2 separate regions of the Homo sapiens genome follow, and region 1 is linked to region 2. A link is an interaction called in ENCODE POLR2A ChIA-PET data of the cell type or tissue named here. Cell type or tissue: endothelial cell of umbilical vein. All regions are shown on one strand. Links, peaks and the distances in the headings refer to the core of each region. The heading gives the core; the rest is flanking DNA. Region 1 overlaps LINC01920 (long intergenic non-protein coding RNA 1920). Region 2 has its middle 22 kb from the start of LINC02612.

The links. Peaks named below come from ENCODE experiments on the same cell type or tissue, not always from the same donor. Only the 100,000 strongest peaks of a DNase experiment are listed, where the experiment ranks them.
Region 1: POLR2A ChIA-PET joins it to region 2 with 11 read pairs; 2 of 35 experiments call an interaction of 5 or more read pairs at or near these places.

The regions. Positions count from the first base shown.
Region 1 is chr2:150,544,262-150,555,347 of GRCh38, reverse strand. LINC01920 (long intergenic non-protein coding RNA 1920) reads left to right here. Exons shown (of 6, transcript NR_110241.1): 6 at 2,022-2,816. Among named protein-coding and RNA genes, the nearest start is that of LINC01920, 22 kb to the left of the region's middle. In endothelial cell of umbilical vein, for the core only: a CTCF peak has its summit at 6,585; a DNase peak (open chromatin) is centred at 5,777.
Region 2 is chr2:150,645,514-150,656,599 of GRCh38, reverse strand. No RefSeq gene overlaps it. Among named protein-coding and RNA genes, the nearest start is that of LINC02612, 22 kb to the right of the region's middle. In endothelial cell of umbilical vein, for the core only: no CTCF peak of the experiment used is centred there; no DNase peak of the experiment used is centred there.

The sequences.
Region 1 (11,086 bases), core at 1,790-9,789, 100 kb after region 2:
ACGCCATTCTCCTGCCTCAGCCTCCCGAGTAGCTGGGACTACAGGCGCCCGCCACCACGCCCGGCTAATTTTTTGTATTTTTAGTAGAGACGGGGTTTCACTGTGTTAGCCAGGATGGTCTCGATCTCCTGACCTCGTGATCCGCCTGCCTCGGCCCCTCAAAATGCTGGGATTACAGGCGCGAGCCACCGCGCCTGGCCTCTAAATGTATTTTTTAAGAAGAGAAACAATGTACACTCCTTTTTAAGAAGGGAAATGCATACTCCTTTAACTAGAAAAGGATTCAAGTTGTCATTCAAAAAAATATGTGTGCAAACAACTAGAAAAACATAAGACACTCCACTAAAAGTTGCATGACTATAAATTGTACTGTATGCATTCATTTTTATATATTTATGTGTTTGTTATTTCATCTGTGTCTATTATCTATCTCTATCTATCTATCTATCTATCTACTTATCTATCTTCATGATCATCATCTGTCTCCTTGTTAGTTTACCTAGTTATCCTTGGAAAAGGAACAGCTATAAGAAAAATTATTAGGGGAAATAATAGTGTTAATCATAACTACATCCAAAGTTTCTATGACATCACTAGGTGTTTTTAAATAAATCTCTGTTATTCATCTAGAAATGAAAACACACAAGGTGATAGAGCACACATTAAACACCTTATTGCTAACTGAGTTATGTCTATCTTCTGTAAGTACATAAGTAGTAGCTAAGATTTATTGAGTGGTTCTCACCTGCCAGCCTCTGTGCAAGGCACTTCACATATATCATGCATTTCCTTATAAGAATTTTAATGAGATAGAGCCCATTATTATCATCTTTTTCAGTTGATGAGACTGAGGCTTGGAGAAACAACTTGGCAAAGGCCCACTAAGTATAGCCAAGTGTCATGTTTCAGGGGATAAATGATTTGACTCTAGATTTATCCAAGTTTGTTCAATAATTAGTAATGTTGTAAATGGATCTTCATAGTTCCTAAGAAAGAGATCTTAGAGGATCTAGAGAAAAAAAATGCATGAAAAAGCCTAGTGGGCTGAAGAGTTAATGGACTTTGGAAGCAGATGGCCTGGGTTTATATTCTGGCTCTACCACCTTTTAGCTGCGTGATCTTAGGCAACTTATTGATATTTTGGAAAGTGAGATTATCTTTCATTGTTTAATCTTGCCAAATGAATGTGTAACTTTAGCACTGACTTTACTGAATCCCTTTAGTTCTTTATGTAGGTGATGGTCATAATTAATTTTATAACTATATTTCTTAACCAAAAATAAATAGAGCTAGTAATTCTTTTTTTTTTTTTTGGATCTTTCATAACAAGCAGGTAATGTTTTTCAAGTAATATTTTCAAGCTGTCATACCAGGATGACACTGAAAAGTACCCACCAGAAAGACTTACTTGGGTTATTGTCCACAGCTAGATATAATTCACTCTTGCTCTTAGGTTACAATAAGGGAAACTCGAAGTTTCAAGAAAATATCTTATGAAAGATGGTTTCAATTTTAAATAATATTTACCAGGAATAATAAAATCCTAATAACCCTGTAACTAAGCTTTGGGTTACTTCTTATATGATTCACTTTAATCAAATGTGTAACCTCATGTATCATTTTTTTAAAGAATTTCCAATCCCAGCACTTTGGGAGGCTGAGTTGGGCACATCATGAGGTCAAGAGATCAAGAGCATCCTGGCCAACATGGTGAAACTCCGTCTCTTCTAAAAATACAAAAATTAGCTGGGCGTGGTGGCTTGCACCTGTAGTCCCAGCTGTTCGGGAGGCTGAAGCAGGAGAATCACTTGAACCCAGGAGGCAGAGGTTGCAGTAAGCCGAGATTGCACCACTGCATTCCAGCCTGGTGACAGAGCGAGACTCTGTCTTGGAAAAAAAAAAAAAAAAAAGGAATTTCCACTCTCATTTTGTTAGTTCCACAAAAACACTCAGAAAATGTTGCTAAAAATGCCTCTTTATACTGAAAAGATTAATTTCAGATATCTTTTTATTTACCCCAGGTTAAGAGTATGAACCTTACCAACAGGTAAAAATGTGTCATATTAATTTTTTCAACATCAACAAACACGTCAAAAGATGGAGCACTGAAAGCTGCATTTTAAACAAATGCCCCAGGTAATGTATACTGAAAATGCAATCCTGATGTCCTAGGTGGCAGGATTATTGTTGTTGGAGAATGCTCCTGTAAATTTCTTTTCCAGTCTTCTCTCCTCACTTTCCATGCCTAAGGAGTCTAAGTCCCACTGCCCCTGCTAATTGTCCCTGGTTAATTAGAATGGAGAATGACCCCTGAACCAACATGGGCCCATGAGCCGCACTGGTGAATTGTCATTCAGACCCAAAGGCTAGTCAGTCTCCCTGGGCATTGAGAAGCAACAGAAAGCAAGTATGTTCTTTGATTACAGACTAATTTTCTAGCCCCAGAGTTGGAACTAAAATATGCAGATAGGATAGTGGCAAGAGACAGACAAATGCCTAGGCAGATAAGGGGTGTCCCTGGAGAACCTCTGACCTGCCCAGGTCATTGTGCACCAGGGTTTTGCCTAAACATGCCCATGGTGAAAAATTTCATCCCTTAACACATGCAGTGTACAGTGGCTCAGACTAAGGGCCTGCAGGCACATTGGAAAGACAGGGTAGAGCCACCAAAAATTCGCTCCTTATGCAGGGGAAGAGCCTGGCCTCCAGCTTGTGTGTGGTGGCCTGGTATTCAATTTGTGAGATGGAAACCTGTGTCCAGGACCCCTCTCTTTGCTGACAGCTTTCCTTTCGCTTAATAAATTCCATCCTCCTCACCTGTCAATGTGTCCACATGCCTAATTTTTCCTGGTTTGAGACAAGAACCCGGATTTAGCTCAACTAACAAGCAAAAAATCCTGCATCAGATCTACAGATAGATAGACATAGATCTAGATATAGATACAGATACAGGTGTAGACACAGATGTAGATACAAATACAGATAAACGTATCTTTACAGAGAACACACCCACATAGTATGAGTAAAACAAAAAATTAACACCACTCCCCACGCCAAGTGTGTAAAAAGAGGACACTAGCTTAAGAGAAATAAAGTCTTGTGGCTTATTTCCCAGGAAGATGATAGTGTATGCCAAAAATGGATGTAATATTTAGTCTCAGTTGAGATTGCCTGTCTTACATTTAAGGCAGATGGGCTTCAACTACTATAGCAGATAGTTGGTGACCTAAGGCAGAAAGCTTTGTTACAAGGTGGCAGATGGAAGGAGAGAGGTACAAACTCCCAAAAATGACTCTCCCAGAGTCTCTTAAAATACTCCTGGACAGGGATGATCATCTTTGGCCCATTTGCCAAGAAAAACTGAGAACAGATTCCATAAAGAAAAAATTAAACAGATATGAGTAGAGAAATGTGTCCTGCCCTTGGTTTGTATGAGATATCATAGATTCCTCCTAAAAAATCCCTTGCCTTGATTTTTTTTCTTGATATCACATGTGTAGTTTTCTGTTCTTTGTAATGAATTAATTCCTAACCAAGATAGCCACAATAGGCAAACAATTAGAAATATTAGACATGAATTTACAGGGTACCTTGGCTATTTGTTTCATTGATGCCTGAAATTCCATATTGGGTTTTTATTTTTTATGTCATTTTTAATTTCATGTCATTCTTTTGGTTTCCACTCATTCAAATATAAATATCTCTGAGAATAGCAATTACTCCTAAGTCCATACATTGAGTATACCCTCAGAATTATATCAGAAATTTTTCTTGTGAACACTTTTTGGTAGAGAAAAAAGCACCTGATGTGGTAGGAGGGGTGGAAGTGATGCTACTGTCCTTGCTGCCAACTTCCTCTACAGTGACTGCCCCTGCCACTGTGGGCTTCCTAAAGATGGGGGTCTTCGTTCCTAAAGGATGATTCGGAGAGCCCCTTCTTACTGTGTTCTACCTGGCAGGAGTTGAGTTAGGCATTTCAGATGTATTCAGGCAGGAATTTCTCACAATAACCCTATGATGTTGGCATTATTATTAATGTTCTACAGATGAAGACTTACAGACTTAGAGGATCAGAGTGGTAAAGAAACTAGCTCAGAAAGAGCTGAATTGGAATCCAGGTCTGTCTGCCTGACTCAAAGTCTGTGGGTTTTTTTGTTTTGTTTTTTTTGAGACGGAGTCTCGCTCTGTCACCCAGGCTGGAGTGCAGTGGTGCGATCCTGGCTCACTGCAACCTCCGCCTCCCAGGTTCAGACAATTCTCCTGCCTCGGCCTCCTGGGTAGCTGGGATTACAAGCAAGCACCATCACGCCCGGCTAATTTTTGTATTTTTAGTAGAGACAGGGTTTCACTATGTTGGTCAGGCTGGTCTCCAACCTCTGACCTGCTGATCCACCTGCCTCGGCCTCCCAAAGTGCCGGGATTACAGGCGTGAGCCACTGCGCCCAGCCAAAGTCTGTGTTTTTAACCATGGATATAACAAAAGAGGAGACGTGAGTAAATATGGGACATAAGTAAAAAAGGAAAGTTTTGAATGTCTATGACATTTCTACAATTTAACTTTTTGCCCAAGAATCTCGTTAATAGAAAATTAATATTTTTTAACATTTATAACCTATAACAAGATGCACTATGTTAACTGTGAAAATTGATCGTATTATTACATATAGATACGTACAACACCACATTTTCCTAAATTTATCATTCTCTAGTTCCAGTTTCCAGTAACTCTCCATAAATAATCACAATAAGAGGTAGTTTTGAAGGATTTTTGATCACAAGAATGTTCATGCTTGCAGTGTATATAGGTAATTACTAAAATGTATAAGATGGACATAATCAAAAACTGCTTAAGAAGGATAAAACTTTAAAATGTTAGATATGTGTAATTCATTACTTTTAAAATATCAACAAACTGTCTGTACCATAATTTTAACTGGAAGATGCTATCTTTTTAGACACTTTGCATAGAGGTAGCCATTAAGGGCAAAAACTCCAGTTGAAGACCCTTTGCCCTATATAGTGGGACATTTCTGTAAGGTTACAATTGGAATATTTATCTTGCTTCTTATGTATAGGTTATATGCTACTTTAACTTACCTTTCAACACAGTGATTAAAAATAAGCTTGTCCATGTTTGATAAATACTCTGTGAAGTGGCAATCTCATGCATGAAGTCCTTTTAAGAATGAAAATAAAATGACTTTTCTCATAACAATGCCTGGTAGAGACAAAAACTTTATTAAGTCAAGTTCTGTACTTTAAGAAATGTGATGAACTCCGAGTTCATTAGCACAGCCTAATACCCTACGTCATGAAATATGAGCATTTAGAGAAGCTTTTTTCTAAACTTTAATTAGAAAATGAATAAATTAAAAATAAATATAATTCTTTTGACAGTTGAACAACAAATGCATATGATCACAAGATCTATTTGGTGAGAGAATAATCCATATTGCAATGATATGAAATGGTCAGATAATTGCTTGTCGGCCTCTTGGTGAGGTCAAGTGAAATGGTCAGATGGTCTGGGCTATATTGTGTTCTCTTCACCATTTTACTTGCTGCTTCTTGGATTCTAGTTTTTAAACAGAAAAGAATTACTATCCTCACTACTTGGGTTCATACCCACTTGGTAGAATAAAATAGCAAATTGTCAATTGTTCAGTCTACATACAAAGTACAGATTTTCTGACTGGATAATGCACAGTAAAAGCAGAGTGCTGGCATGACTGGTTAAGCTTTTGTATTAACACAATTGACTACACAGTTGCTCACTACCTTAGGAAGTTCCGCTGACAAGTTCTGGCAACTTGCCCACAAAAATTGGAGTCAACATCACCAACATAGTTATAAAGCATTTTAAAAATAAATATATACAAACATAAATTTCGCAGACAAGATAGATTAAGATATGATTATTTACCTTACAAATAGTGATCACTCTTCCTTGATTTATTAAATAATGCTATTGTGCAGTGTATTTTAAAAAGTTACATTCACAAAAGTCTCCTTTATCCACAACTTTCAAGGAATACAATTATTAAAAAGATATTTGTGTTAATTCTTGTAAATGGGTTCATATTAGCCATTTTATTTAGACAAGATGGAGACATAATAATCTTCAAATAATATAGGGATGCTAAGATTTGGCTCCTATCCCACCTTTAGGCATACGGTGTGAGAGAATAAACAATACCTTACTATAGGCTTTCAGGTAATAAAAAGAAATAAGCCCAAACTGTAACATAAAACTAGGTAATGGATCTCACATGTTTACAGAGATTATTCCTGCCATAAAGTTTAAAAAAAAAAAAAGGAATGGCATAAGGTAATTCCCTCCTTTGTAGCTCCTGGGTTGGTTTACCATAGAAGATGACATGTTGCACTCACCACCTAGGGCATTCATCCATTCTGAAATCCAAGCCTGACAGAGTAAAGGGGGAGAGAAAGAGCAACTCAGACTTCTCTGTCCCACCTCCATAAACTCTCCTTTTGTGCTTCCACTTTGCTGACTGAGAACCCATCTTTCTCCAGTGGTCCAAACCATCCCATATTGAGTGGTGTGGCCTCTTAGGTTTTAGCAACATTACTACTGCCTTCAAACAGCGCCACCCCTGCTCATGCAGGAGATATGAAGCTACACAGTCTTTAATGGCTAAGTCTGGCTTTGTTCCTTGTTAACCATAGGAATGTGGCAAAATCAGAGCTACGCTAAATTTCACATGCTGTGCTGATTGTGTGTGTGTGTTTACAAGTTTGTGCAATATTAGGATATATACAAAATGCAGTATTACAAAGAGAACTCACTTAAGAAATAACATTTTGTCTAAATAATTGAAGGCCCTGTGTACTTTTTTCCAATTATACCAACTTACTTCCCTGCCAAGAATCACCATTTTAAATTTGGTATCTCTCATTGCTTGCATTTATTTCCTGCTCATTCCTTTTATGTGGGCTAACAATACTCTTAACATGTTTTTCTTAGTATGATTGGTTATTTTATTTTATAATAAAATAAATGAAGTAAACTTTGGTTAAAAATGAAAAAGATATTTTTATAGAGAATAACATCAGGGTAGCTTTACTAATAGTCATAAAATGGACTTATTTTGAAGATGTTATTATTTTATACTAAACACACTTCCCCTTATACCACAGCACTTATTCTCTTGATCAAATTTGCAATTTTAGCACCTGTTGGATACTGAAAATCAGACAAATATTAAGAAAAAGTCTCAAGGCCAGGCGCAGTGGCTCACGCCTGTAATCCCAGCACTTTGGGAGGCTGAGGTGGGCGGATCATGAGGTCAGGAGATGGACACCATCCTGGCTAACACAGTGAAACCCCATCTCTACTAAAAATACAAAAAATTAGCCGGGCGTGATGGCGGGCGCCTGTAGTCCCAGCTACTAAGGAAGCGGAGGCAGGAGAATGGCCTGAACCCAGGAGGCGGAGCTTACAGTGAGTGGAGATGGCGCCACTGCACTCCAGTCTGGGCGACAGAGCGAGACTCTATCTCAAAAAAAAAAAAAAAAAAAAATCTCATTTCTGAAATGAACTACACTATATAAAAGGGGAAAATTAAATAATCTAGAATGAGAGGAACCCAAACATAGAGAGATATATGGAATTTTACATTTAAAAAAACTAAAGCTATTTAGTAAAATATAAGAACAGAAAGCACGAAATTCAAGCTAAAATTCAGTTGGTTTAAGTTACAACTATGGTGACTATTAAGATATCTAAACTATAACATAGATCATTAGAACTCTTCAGTTTACCTTAGCAGCACTCTTCCAGATGGTTTTATAAAATTAGGAAATAGAACAAAAGAAATCAAATACAAAATAAGTATTTGTCAATACCCTTCTGGACTCATAAGGACAATTTCTTCCCAACCTTCATTTACATTTTCTCATGAAATATTCAAAGAATAGACTAAGAGTTATTGAAATCATTTATCACTTTTCCCCTTCATGAAAACTGATGCCATTTTAGAGGTGTTGTGTATTTCTACCCATTGGAGCTTGAAAATCATAATTTCTAAACTGGGTTTTTCCTTTTAATAAACCACTCCATATATGGTTAAAGTGTTTGTGTGTATACTTTTTTAAAAAACGTTTTATTCTACAAAAATTCAAAACAAGACAAATTAACTATCTGTATTTCAAAAAAGAACTCACTTAAAATGAAAAGGTTTCCTAAAATATTAAATGTATGTTGAGGCCAGGACTTTGAGATCAGTCTGGGCAAAATAGTGAGACTCTGTCTGCACAAAAAAAATTAAAAATTATCCAGATGTGGTCACATGCCCCTGCAGACCCATCTACTCAGGAGGCTGAGGCAGGAGGATCTCTCAGACCCAGGAGTTGGAGGCTGCAGTGAGCTATGATCATGCAACTGTACTCCAGCCTGGGCAATAGAGAGAGCTGCTGTGTCTAAATAAATAAATAAAACAAATATATGTATGTGTCTTTATTTCAGGGTTTTTTTTTTTGAGATGGAGTCCTGCTCTGTCACCAGGCTGGTGCAGTGGCAAGATGTTGGCTCACTGCAACCTCTGCCTCCCAGGTTCAAGTGATTCTCCTGCCTCAGCCTCCCGAGTAGATGGGACTACAGGCATGTGCCACCATGCCCGGCTAATTTTTTTGTATTTTAGTAGAGACGGGGTTTCACCATGTTGTTCAGGCTGGTCTCAAACTCCTGACCTCAGGTGATACGCCCGCCTTGGCCTCCCAAAGTGCTGGGATTACAGGCGTGAGGCACCGTGCCAGGCCCTTTATTTCAGTTTTATAAAAATATAGGTATGTTCTTAAAACTGAACTTCAGAAACAACCTCTTCTGTCTCTCTTTTTGTGACAATTGGTCTGTACATATTTAAAAATGCATGCTGTATTCAAGGTACTGTCCAAAGCCTGGAAATCCTCCAAAGTTTTATTGTTGTATTTGTACCTACTATTTTTTCTAGTCACATTCGTAAAAGGTTCACATTCCTCCAAAATTATTGCTCTAAGAGTCAAGAAAATTGACTTTCTTAGTGCTCAAGTAAGAAACGATACTGGCAGTACTGTGCCTTCAGAAAGGAAAACCATAAGGCCTTGCTCTGATATTTGAAACAATGGATTTCAGCAACGATGTAGGTCAGCCACTGTTTATTCACACACAAAAAAATATTTCTAATTCTTCTCTTAGAAATGAAGAGGTCACCAGCAGGTATGCTTCATTCTACAATGATCTTTTTTGGAAAACTTGTTCAGATAAAATCTAGAGATAAAATTCTTGCCTTCTCAAAAACAGCTGGTTCATTGGCACGGACATGAGCGGATAGGGATATGTAATAATATTTAAGAAAGAATTAAACTTGACTTAGCAGTTCTTGGAAAAACTGATTTAAGCAAACAGTTGACCTTAAGGATTTGAATTCTCTGAAATTTTTCCTTCAAATTTTAATCTTTCATAGATATTTAGAAATATATATTCAATAGAGAATAAAAATGCCATTAGATAATATGAGACAGACAAACAGTACAGGTAAAAGGAAAATGATACATTCTAGACTATTTCCCTGGGAGTTCCAAGTTCTAAAGTTAGCATACTAGTACAGTGGAGGAGAACAGACATGTTTGTGTACAACAAATCAATTGCATAGAATTTTAATCTCAGAGACTGTGGAAATACTAATCTTGCTACTCAGAGGGTCATAGTAAGTTGAGAATTGGCCTGACCACTTTGGAAGTAACATCTAGTCAAATCTTTTAGCCTGGAATAAAATACAAGTCATGATTTTCAACTTTTAAAAATGTCTAAATTGTTCAAATAATGGTGTCAAAGTGTTATGGTAGAAAAGTGATGGAATTTGGCTTAAATTTTTTCAAGTAATTGCTTTTCTTTTTTAAAAAATACGCCATCGGTTTTTTCTTTTAATCAGAGTAATACATGTACATTATTTTAAAAGCAAGCCAGTTGTAGATGTTATCTCTTGCTCTGCTATTGGGAAAGTTAAAAATTTAGCTTTCTCAACCTATATGCTATTTCTCACCTCACCAAAAAATCAGATGCACTTACCTTACCCTGAAACAAAATTGTTGATATAATGGAAATACTAGTCACAGATGTTACTTATGATTACGCTTCTTTTTGTGTAACTTGCTTTCCCTGGAGTTAAGTATTACCTCTTTTTTTTTTCTTACTTTTTAATGTACCAATTGCTAATTCATCCCTAAACTTTCTGCCAAAACTGTCCTAGGTATTCCAACATATTGGTTATTCCATCTGGAGCCCTCCAACCTCCTCACCAGTCTGGACTGGTTTCTCTCAGACCACAGGGAGCTGATGTTCTAGAACTTTTCTTCATCAATATCCTGGGAATTTTCTTTATTTTCTGTTTCTCAACGCTTGTTTCCTGTATCCTCTAGCTACTTCTGTTTTGGGTTATTCCCTCATGTTGCTTAATCACATCCTCCAATAGCTCTTAAAACATGGTATGTGGAAGTATTTTTTGAGATCTTGCAATTGAAAATACTTATTTTCTACCTGCAGTTAACTATTTTCTTTTATTTATTTATTTATTTATTTATTTATTTTATTTATTATTTTTTTTTGAGACGGAGTCTCGCTCTGTTGCCAGGCTGGAATGAAGTGGCACGATCTCAGCTCACTGCAACCTCTGCCTCCCGGAGTCAAGCGATTCTCCTGCCCCAGCCTCCTGAGTAGCTGGGACTACAGGCACCTGCCACCATGCCTAGCTAATTTTTTGTATTTTTAGTAGAGACGGGGTTTCACCATGTTGGCCAGGATGGCCTCAATCTGTTGACCTCGTGATCCACCCAGTTTGGCCTCCCAAAGTGCTGAGATTACAGGCGTGAGCCACTGCGCCCAGCCTCGTTCACTATTTTCTACCCTTATATTTGTCTTTTAAAATTTCTTGGCATGGAATTCTAGGCTGGAATCATTTTCTCTCAGGTTTTCAAAGCAATTTGTTCATTATTTTCTACTTTCTAAGGTCGCTTTCTGACCTTAGAAATCTTTTCTAATTTCAATCTTTTCAAGTGACCCTTCTATTCCTGGCATTTTAGCATTTTATAT
Region 2 (11,086 bases), core at 1,965-9,964:
TCATGCCAATTCTGCTATGTCTGAATTTGTGTGACTTTTTTCTTCTTGTCATCTTAAAACAGCATTTTGCCAGAAAAATCAGTATTAAAATAAGCATTTTGAATGGTGTTGGGACCCTGGATGGTTTTCTTACATGAATCACTCCATCAACATTCTAACCCAATGCAGCTAAATGTAAATTGGCCTCCAGCTCACTGTCACTTTAGAGGTGATACCATTATTTGGCTTTCTAGGCAGTATATAGTGTTTTGATGATTTTGCAGTTGGGGTCTGTGTGTCTGTAGGCATGTGCACAGGCCACATATGAACATCTGTAATCTCCCAGACAGCTGCCAATTCTGTTTTCATGTCATTGATTACATACTCAGGCATCTCCCCTAATAAAACAAGCCAATCTAAAATGAAGTGAGCAAAATGGAAAACATACAGCATGGTCAGGGGCCAGGAGGCTGATACATACATTCCCGTAAGATAACGCCTCACATATGATCTTGTGTTGACTGTCAAAACTCATGAACCTCAATTCATGTCACCTGATACTGATTTTTCCTGAATGTTTTACATCATTCACTCTCTTTGAAGCTAATCAGAACTTGTAATTTTGCAATATAATCATTTCAGAAGACTGAGAACTGCATCCAATACAGGACATGAAGAGTTATTCCTTGACTATGTAATAGAAATTGTGTTATTCTGATATATACTGACTATTTGAGAACTATAAGTAGAGATTTTGGAGTTAGATTGCTTGGTGGGTTTAAATTCCAACTTACTGACTAGGTGATCTTGAGCAAGTTTCTTAACCTTTCTGTGCCTCAGTTTGCTTATCTGTAAAAAAAGGAGTCCTTTCTAGTAGACTATAATGAGGACTAAGTAAGAAAGTACACATAAAGTGTTTGGAACATAGTAAGTGTTAAATATCTTCTCTGTTATTACTCAAGTATCAATGCCTAACTATCCTCTGGCCCCCATGAACACTGATGTCCTTTAGTTCCTGCAGGTTAATTGATTACCTGGATTATCATTGATCATGAATGTGGAAAATCTGTCTTCCCAAAAGGGTTATGTGAACTCTATGACTAAGATATCTCTCTCTCCACCCCACATAAGCCCCAAAACCCTACGCAAAGTGATACTACTTATTTTTTCTTGTCACAGTGAATGATAATGAAAAATGTAAAATATAAGGACTACAATAAACAGCTATTTTGCAGTTATCAGAAGTAGATGGTGATTATGATTGAGAAAGAACTGAGGAATTCAGGACCTCTCTTGAAGACACCTTGTCAATATGCAATTAACTCTTCTTTATCTTAGAAAGCGATCATAAATTATATTTTGCAAATGTGAGAAAAAGGAACATATAAATACTAAGTAACGATTCTCAGCACAGAATGATTTTTTTCCAGAGCTGCAAATGCCAGAAGACCCTGAGGAATTTATCTATTCACCAAAGAATGTTTTAACATACGAACTTGTTTCAGACAGACATAATTCAGATGATCAAAACAAAGTAATGGTTTCCCAGTATCACATAATATAAATATTAATAAAAAGGCATTAATTTGATTTTCAGATGTGAACTATGTTATTTTTCTATTTGTCATTTTCACTTATGCAATTTTTTTTGAAGAATTTTCACAGCTTTCCTAGAAGTAAAATGAAGCTAAAACTTTATGTAGCAGTGCCTACATATATATATATATAAAACATATATACAATATATGAGATATATGTGCATTATATATGTGTGTGTACAAGTGTGTGTGCATGTGTGCAGAGAGATAGCGAGAAAGAGAACCCAAATTCTTTGTATGATGAATACTAGTATCTGAACACATGCCTTTGATGAGATGTCTTGTAAAAGTCAGAGTGCAAATGCATAAAGGGCAGAATGTGTTGTAGATCTTGCCCTCTCAGCTATTCCCACTACCCTCTTTAGAGTGGACGTGTCAGAAATGGATTTACCTCATTGTCTTTACCAAAGAACATGATCTGGGTATAATCAATCTACTTTTTTTGTATTTTTCTATTGGGAATAATAATAACAATGATGCAGCAGAGTTGTCTGAAGATCAAATGAGATAATGTATACGGTGATTCATATGTAGTGAAGGTTTGTTCTTTTTTATGATTATTAGGCATCTGACTTATTCTTGCCTTTTAGCTTCCGCACTTTCAGTTGATAGAGTTCCTTAGAATTTATAAAGCCCTTTTAAATTAATTAGCACAGTAACTTGCAAACAGGCAATATTAGTTCCATTTTTCAGATGAATAAAATTAATAAAAGGTGACTAGGACAATAGGATTTTTACTAGAGATAATTTTTATTATTGGAGTATATAAGAGTGGCTTAGTCCATTGGAGCACTATAACAAAATATCATAGACCGGGTAGCATATGAACAACAAAAATTTGTTTTTCAACATTCTGAAGGCTGGAGGACCCAAGGTCAAGGCACTGGCAGATTCAGTGTCTGGCGAGGGCCTGTTTTCTCATACAAAGATGGTGCCTTTTGCTGTGTCCTCACTTGTCCTCACTTGATGGAAGGAGAGAGGAGTCTCTTTTATAAGGGCACTAATCCTATTCATGAGGGTTCCACCCTCATGGCCTAATCACCTCCCAAAGAGCCTACCTCCTAATCCATTCCCTTGGTGGTTAAGATTTTAATATATGAATTTTGAGGGGACACAAACATTCAGACCATGGCAAGGAGTGAATGGCAATTAGTCTAAGAGCATAACTCCCTGGCAGGCCAGGCATCATGCTGATTAAATCAATAGTGATGCTGCTCCTAGCAAGGCAAGAAAAACATATTTGGGGACAGAAGTAAAGCCACTTTAGAGGGCATATGTGGCATAATGATTAAAAAATAAAATTGTCCATCAGTTTCTGTTGTCTTTCTAATTTATTTCACTTCGCATAGAGATAAGAAAAGGAAATCTGGAGAGAAAATGCTTTAATTGTATTGGAAATACTGCTCCTTTTTGAACATATTGAATGATGTTATCTGGTTCTCCCAAGGAGTTATATTACTTAAGTGACCTCTCTCTGGAATGAAGAATTTCAACAGAGGGAGTGAAATTCTTGCAAAATATATGTTTGGGAAAAATAATAAGTAGTACTTGGTTTATTCTCTGAGTTGTTTTGAACTTTGATTTTTTAATATAAATTTTTTTAAATTTTTGTTAAGTTAATTGAGATATGATTAAAATTCACCAGTTTTGGGTATGGTCCTATGACTTTTGGTACATAAATACATACATGTAACCACCACCACAATCAAGATACAAAACATTTCTATCAATCCTGAAGTGTGAACTTTGTTTTGAGTCAAGTTATTCTTAGTAAGTTTTGTGTTTTAAAAATTTCTCAGAATCTGACAAATGCAATGATCCTCTTCCTTGGAAAAGTGTGGAGATACATACAATATTACCTACTATTTCAGAGGAATGATGAAGCCTAGCCTTGGGTCCCCAGATTCAGAAACAGAGTTTAAATTCTTTACAATTAGTGTCTTTATAAAATTACATATTTTCTTAGAAGTAGAAATCTTGTTTTTCTACCAATTGCCTGGAGAGCTGACTTATTTTTTGATGGATGATTTCTTAAATATAATCATTCATCTACATATGAAGGTATATTGGGCTTCAAAATTTGTGGATATGTTAGGCCGGGTGCGGTGGCTCACGCCTGTAATCCCAGCACTTTGGGAGGCTGAGGCGGGCAAATCACAAGGTCAGGAGATCGAGACCATCCTGGCTAACACGGTGAAACCCCGTCTCTACTAAAAATACAAAAAATTAGCCGGGCCTGGTGGTGGGCGCCTGTAGTCCCAGCTACTCAGGAGGCTGAGGCAGGAGAATGACGTGAACCCGGGAGGCGGAGATTGCAGTGAGCTGAGATAGCGCCACTGCACTCCAGCCTGGGCGACAGAGTGAGACTCCGTCTCAAAAAGCAAAAACAAAACAAAACAAAAAAATTGTGGATATGTTAATGGTTAAATTCTTTCAAAGTATTTCAACTTATCATGGACAAAGAGAGGGTTCATGCTAATATATTGGTCTGCTCACACCAGTAATTAACATGGATTTACCAGGCAAGGTGCAGAACACCCAGTTAAATTTGAATTCCAGATAAACAAATATTTTTCATTATAAATATTCCCATGCATTGATAGTTCCCATAAAATTCAAATATGTCCCAATGCATGGGTCATAGTTTTACTTTTAAAAAAAAACTATTAATTGATTATCTAAGTTCAAATTTAACTGGGTATCCTGAATTATTTTATGATTCCAGCTCCTTCCCATTGGCAAAGATATATTTTGTCATATTTTATTTACCTCCACCTTTGCCATTGTCTGTTGAAAACCCTAGGATATAATAGATAGTCATAACATTCACTAAATGAAAAAAGTTATTCAATTTCTAGGTAAGAGAGGCTTTATATTTGGTTCAAGTGTTTCAAGGAACTTTCTAAGAATTCAGTATAGGATTGAACTCCAAGCCAGTCTTAATTTTGAATAATTTCCCCTACATGCAAATTAAAATTAGAATCCACATCTTCTTAACTCCAAATCCCATGTTTCAACCTCTATTAGTGACTCTTAAAGAAAGACAGATTGCATTTTAGGGAGAATTTTAATTAATAGGGGCAACATGAGGGGTTGGGAGTGGAAGAGTAGGGAGATGCTGGAAGTTAGAGGGTAGTAGCCAGAGATACTACATATCCAGCAATGCGTGGGGACAATCTCACGCAAGAAGGACTTGTTCTGGGTCCCACAGAGTTTTTGAGATTACTACCAGATATTCATGTCAGAAATAGACAAAAATTATCTAAACTTAGAATGTAACTCAAACTGACATATATACACAAAATTTTGCGTGGTTTTAATATTTTTTAAATTTTCCAGAAATGAAAACTGAAATGTAAGTCAAAAGAAGATTATCCATAAAATTCTGACAAAAAAATCCAACAGTGGATAAAATGTCAGGTGATATTATCACAAACTGATGAAATGAGCAGAGTAAACCTGCACAGCCAGCTGGGAAATAATAGTTCTAGTGGCCCACAGGCAATTAGGTGTCCACGTCCCAGGTGCAGTGTCGCACCACCTTCAAGTAGTTGTCTTCTCTGGCTTTACATCTTTGGGGACAATTCTGGGTCCTGTGGATGGCTAGAACTTCCAAAACAACAGCAGCAATTCCAGAAATCTCTTGATTAGTTGGTTATTGGTTCATGATCCCAGTAGAACAGTCCACTTTTCCCCTGATATTTCCCTAGATGAAATTGCCTGCCTGGCTTTGCTCTTATATCTATGTCTTCAACTCTCATCGCAATAAGAACTTCAGACTAGCTAGGCATAGTGGCTCACACCTGTAATCCCAGCACTTTGGGAGGCTGAGGCAGGTGGATCACTTGAGCTCAGGAGTTTGAGACCAGGCTGGCCAACATGGCAAAGCCCCATCTCTACCAAAAATATATTAGCTGGGCATGGTGGTGCACATCTGTGGTCCCAGTTATTTGGGAAGCTGAGGTGAGAAGATCACTTGAGTCTGGGAGTGGGAGGTTGCAGTGCACCTCTACACTCCAGCCTGGGTGGAAAAAAAAAAAAAAAAAAAGCAGTCTGGGTGCAGTGGATCATGCCTGTAATCCCAGCACTTTGGGAGGGCAAGCTGGGCAGATCACGAGGTCAGGAGATCGAGACCATCCTGGCTAACAAGATGAAACCCCTTCTGTACTAAAAATGCAAAAAATTAGCTGGGCATGGTGGTGGGCGCCTGTAGCCCCAGCTACTTGGGAGGCTGAGGCAGGCGAATGGTGTGAACACAGGAGACGGAGCTTGCAATGAGCTGAGATCGCACTACTGCACTCCAGCCTGGGTGACAGAGTGAGACCCCGTCTCAAAAAAACAAAAACAAACAAAGCAAAAACTTCAGACCAGCTTCCGCAGAGAGGGAACCTGAGCAGAGGATAGGAGCAAATTTATCCCTATCTCCTTATTAAGGAATGAACTATTTTATAGTTTTACTGTTTTTTGTTTGTTTATTTGTTTGTTTGTTTTATTCTGGAACTTTATTAAGAGCTTTTTACCATTTTAGAAAATTTCGTCATTGATGGTAATCTTCCTATGATACTTGACCTTCTATTTAGCAATCTGTGCCTGTTAAATTCAAATTCTACATAGAGAAGAAAATATCTGTTTCATTTTATTTTCTATTTAAACCACATTGAAATACTATATTATTGTAAATTTATTTTCTTTATTTATAATATAGATGTGATGTTATTTTCTTTTTAAAAATTATGTGTACTGTGCAATATTGATTGAGAGCTGGTGCTCTGAGTTATCTGATGAGAACAGTTCTTTTAAAGAGTACCAGCCAATCTGAACAATGTCTGACATTCAGTTAAATTACATTATAAATCACTAGTTGGCAGATTAATTAGCCACAGTATAAAATTATAGCTGGAAAAAAAACTATGTCAAAAAATAATAGTAGTAAATAATATTTTTGCCACACATTTCCTAGGAAAACCTTGTAAACATTTAGAGAAACCATTAGCAATTTTACTTGTTATGAATATCTCTTAAAGTATTCTTAAGTAAAAAACAACATTTCTTATAATCTCAATGAATACTTTCAGCACACCTAACATTTGGATAGAGAACTCAAGAAGAGGTAAGGATTTCTTATGGGAAGGCTTGAGGTTGCATTGGTTAAATGACAACCCTAATTCTGTTTTTGTTTTGTTTTGTTTTGTTTTGTTTTGAGATGAAATCTCACTCTGTTGCCAGGCTGGAGTGCAGTGGCACGATCTCAGCTCACTGCAACTTCTGCCTCCTGGGTTCAAGCGATTCACCTGTCTCAGCCTCCCAAGTAGCTGGGACTACAGGTGCACGCCACCACGCCCAGCTAATTTTTGTATTTTTAATAGAGATGGGGTTTCACCATGTCGGTCAGGCTGGTCTCAAACTCCTGACCTTGTGATCCACCCACCTCGGCCTCCCAAAGTGCTGGGATTACAGGCCTGAGACACTGTACCCGGCCAGCCCTGATTCTGATAAAAGGCCAGTGGACACATCTGGACCAAATATTATGGGGAAAGGTGACATCTTCTCAGAACTGCTCAGGCCACTTGTGTATTTTATTGCTAAAGGATGCAAAGGGACATAGTGATAAAGAACCTTATTTGGAGCTGGACAGCTCTAAGCTTGAGTCCCAGGTGTGCCACTGCATGGGACTTTAAATATGTTATTTAGTCACTCTGAAGTTCAATGTTCTCTTCTGTAAGTAAAAATAATTACAGGTCCTACCTTCTATCCGTATAGAAAGTAACACACTTAAGGGTTGCATTAATCTGCTCACACTGCCATAGCAAAATACCATAGACTAGGTGGTTTAAACAACAGAAATTTATTTTCTTACAGTTCTGGAGGCTGGGAAATCCAAGATCAAAGTGCTGGCCAATTCAATATCCAGTAAGGGCTCTGGAAACTGAATTGTTTCCAGAAGTCCTTTGACCTTGGACTTCCTAGCCTCCAGAACTGGCTTGCTGATGGCTGACTTCTCCCTGTATCTTCTCATGGCCTCTTTCTTCTCTCTCTCTGTCTCTCTCTCTCTCTCTCTCTCTGTGTGTGTGTGTGTGTGTGTGTGTGTGTGTGTGTGTGTGAGAGAGAGAAAGAGACAGACACAGCTCTCTTCTTATGAGGACACTAATCCTATCAGATCAGGACTTTACCCTCATGACCTCATTTGACCTTCATTATCTCTTCAAAGGCCTTATCTCCAAATACAGTTACATGGGAGTTTAGGGCTTCAACAGATGAATTTGGTGTTGGGGAGAGGGGACACAATTCAGTCCATAGCACAGTGCCAGACTCTTAGTTGCACTACTAAACATTGGTTATTACTAACATCAGATGCCTAATCTAACACAACCATGTTGTAAAGTAAGCATTATTATCCTTCTTTTAAACATAAAAAAAACTGATGCTCAGAAAGCTTGACTCACATCCTTGGGTTATATACACACTAGTACAAGCATCGAGGCAGTGGTGATACCAGAATTTAAAGTTAGTTCAGGTTGATGGCAATATACATGCTCATTTCACTCCACACTAGATTGCTTTACAGAATAATGGTATTTTAATTCTTATGAATAATTAACATTCTTCCAATATTCTATAATTTGTAAAATGTTTTCCCAGCCTTTAATGTTCCTGTGGAGGAAGCCTTGGGCTGGTTAAAAGGGAAAGAAAGGGAGGACTGAGGTGAAGGAGAGGGCAAGCAGAGACAAAAGAGCTACAAGAAAGAAGGTTTCATTCGAAGAAAGCAGGTAAAGCAAAACTTAAGTGACTTCTCAGGGCCAGAGAGGCAGGCAAAACTCGAAGAAAGGGTGACTCAAAGAACAAGCTTTACAAGAAAACAGCAAAGCAAGAAATGAGAGTAGAGTTGGCATCAGGGTATAGGTAGAGCCTACAGTCAGATGCCTCAAGTAACTCAAACACGCTGAGAATGGTTCAGCAAGAATTGCAATTGCTGTAGTCAATTAGAAATGGGAAGTGAGCAAGATGTTTGTTCTGCATGAAAGAGAAGTCCATTGTTGTTGCGATCATGGTGGGTGGTTTACGGTGCTGATCTGGAGTCAAATTGCCAGGATTGCACTCTGCCTTCATCTTTTCTAGCTGTATGACCTCGGGGAATATTGACTTCCCTAGCTGCAGTATGGGAAGCTTGATACTCCCTATCTCATAATGTTGATGAATTAAATCAACATTATGAGGGTATGTGCTTAGCACTCTACCAAGGACACAGTAAACATAGCATAGTAAAGTTCTAGCAATGATGATGATGAGGAGGAGGAGGAAGAATTTTATCCCTAAAATAATTCCTGTATGGCTAATGTGAGACATTATGTGCATTGCAATTGTGACTGTGTCTCTTACACTCCAGGTGACAGGCTAGAAGGTGCAATATTCCTGTAAAATATCATTGTTTGCATTTGACCTTTTCTAGGAAGTACTCAGGAAGACTTAACAGAGACAGTGCCTTAGGTAGTGAAAACAGATTCCATTAGAACTTCAGGTGAGCAGAGCAATGCCGTTAAGCTGAGCTAGGGGTCAAAGGTTAGCAGGACTTTCTGAGGAAACATTTCCTGTCATTCTTTTGTTCTCCTGTCCTGCCTATCCACACACACTCATGGAAGTCCCCTTTTCTGGGCCAGAGATTAGTGACTGTCTCCCATAGTGAACTGCTTGCCACCCTCAGGAATATTGGTACCAACATGAATGAAAGAGAAAGTGAGAGAGCCAGAACAGGAAGAAAAGAGAAAGAAGAAAAAGAGGAGAGGAAGAAATTCAATAAATCAGACATCTCTCAGAAAGATACTCATAGCCAGAACTCCATGAGAAAGGGCTGAAATATTCATAGCTGAAAATTTCATAGCTGAAAATACTGAAATATTTCTGAGGACTTGCTGCTGAAAAGGTCAGGAAATGGATCATCGACTCAGATCTACAAATTCGAAATTGTACTAAGTCTTGCTTTTCCCCCCACAAAGTATGGGAATACATAGAATGCCAGATGGAGCATGGGTCTGTTTCAACTACCAGCTCTCGTGGTAGTTGAAAATGGCTGTGTGGTTGCTCCACCATGGTTGCTTAGATGAGTAAAGGCTTTATTTGGAAAAAATAATGATAGTTACAGTCTCATGTAGTATCATGTTACAAGTGAAACTCATTCATTGAACACCAAAACTGTATGGTTAAATATGCTTGAAAGATTGTCTATAAAATAAAAAGGTTAACTTCACGGCTTATCTGTTCCTTATACATTGCATATCTGTACATAAAGTTTTCTACATTTAAGCTATAATGTTTTCCTAAATGTGCATCATGGAAACTGTAAATCCAGATACTTCATTCCATGTATAATTGAGATCAACCTCTGCAGAAAACTGGGACACCTCAATTATATAATCCCAGTCCAGTCCACACCATCCTTGTTATTTATAATGTCAATCTCATTCTATATTGCCCATCTCTAAAATAATAAATATCATAGGTAGTTGTCATATATAAACCTTGATGATTTGTTATTTTAATTAAAAGAATTTTAAAATGTTGATGCAAGACAACGTTGATGATTTCAAACAGAATACAATTCCTGAATAAAGCAAGCCAGAAATCTTACATGAGACTATCTTTAGAAAACAATTATTGTGATCATATATCCTCTAGCAAGTTGTTCACTTTTAATTCAAATGGTCAAGAAGTCTGAGTATCTTTTATTTCCTGAAGGGATGTATATATTTGAAATCTGGCACAACTCACTGTATGTCAGTACATTAGATATAGGGGGAAGAACAATGAAGAAAAAGAAAATATATGAAAATAGACAGATGATTTTGGGAAGCTTACATGCCTTTGGGGGAAAAGAGGTATGAAATAGCTGCTAGCACCCTTGAAAATACTGCTTATGTGCCTCATTATGCCACCTAGATTTCCAGACTGTCACATTCAATGAGGTCTTTGTGAGCCCATGATGCTAGGGCTGTCAGCCTGATAGTCTATAATTTGGAATGACTCCCACCCCTGCCATTTTGTAATGCTTCCTGAAAAGCAATGGAGGAACCTTGCTGGATATTCTCTCTAACTTCATTTAATAGAGTATTTCATGGTTTCAGTAAGAACAGCTCTGCTACTGATGCGCTGGGGCATCCAGTCATCCATTCATGCTTTTTCTTTTTTAAATAACAGGCCTCAGCATGGAAAATTGCATTTGATTCAATTCGTAGAAATTAATGCTATATATAGTGCCCCCAAATTCACCACCCTAGTTGCAACTTCTACAATCAGCCTCATCCATTCTCTCAGTTCTGTAGCCTCTCCCCTGAGATTCTGATTGCACATATTGGGCCATTTTTGGAGAGCTAGATGTGTCTTCTTAGAGAAAGTGCACATTGTCTAGGAGTGGGGCAGCAGTAGCTTAATGCATCTTGTAGTTCTCCATTGGAATGACTGGAATTCTGTGTAGCTCCAGAAGGAATAGTTAATCTCTCTTTCTCCTAACATGTGCT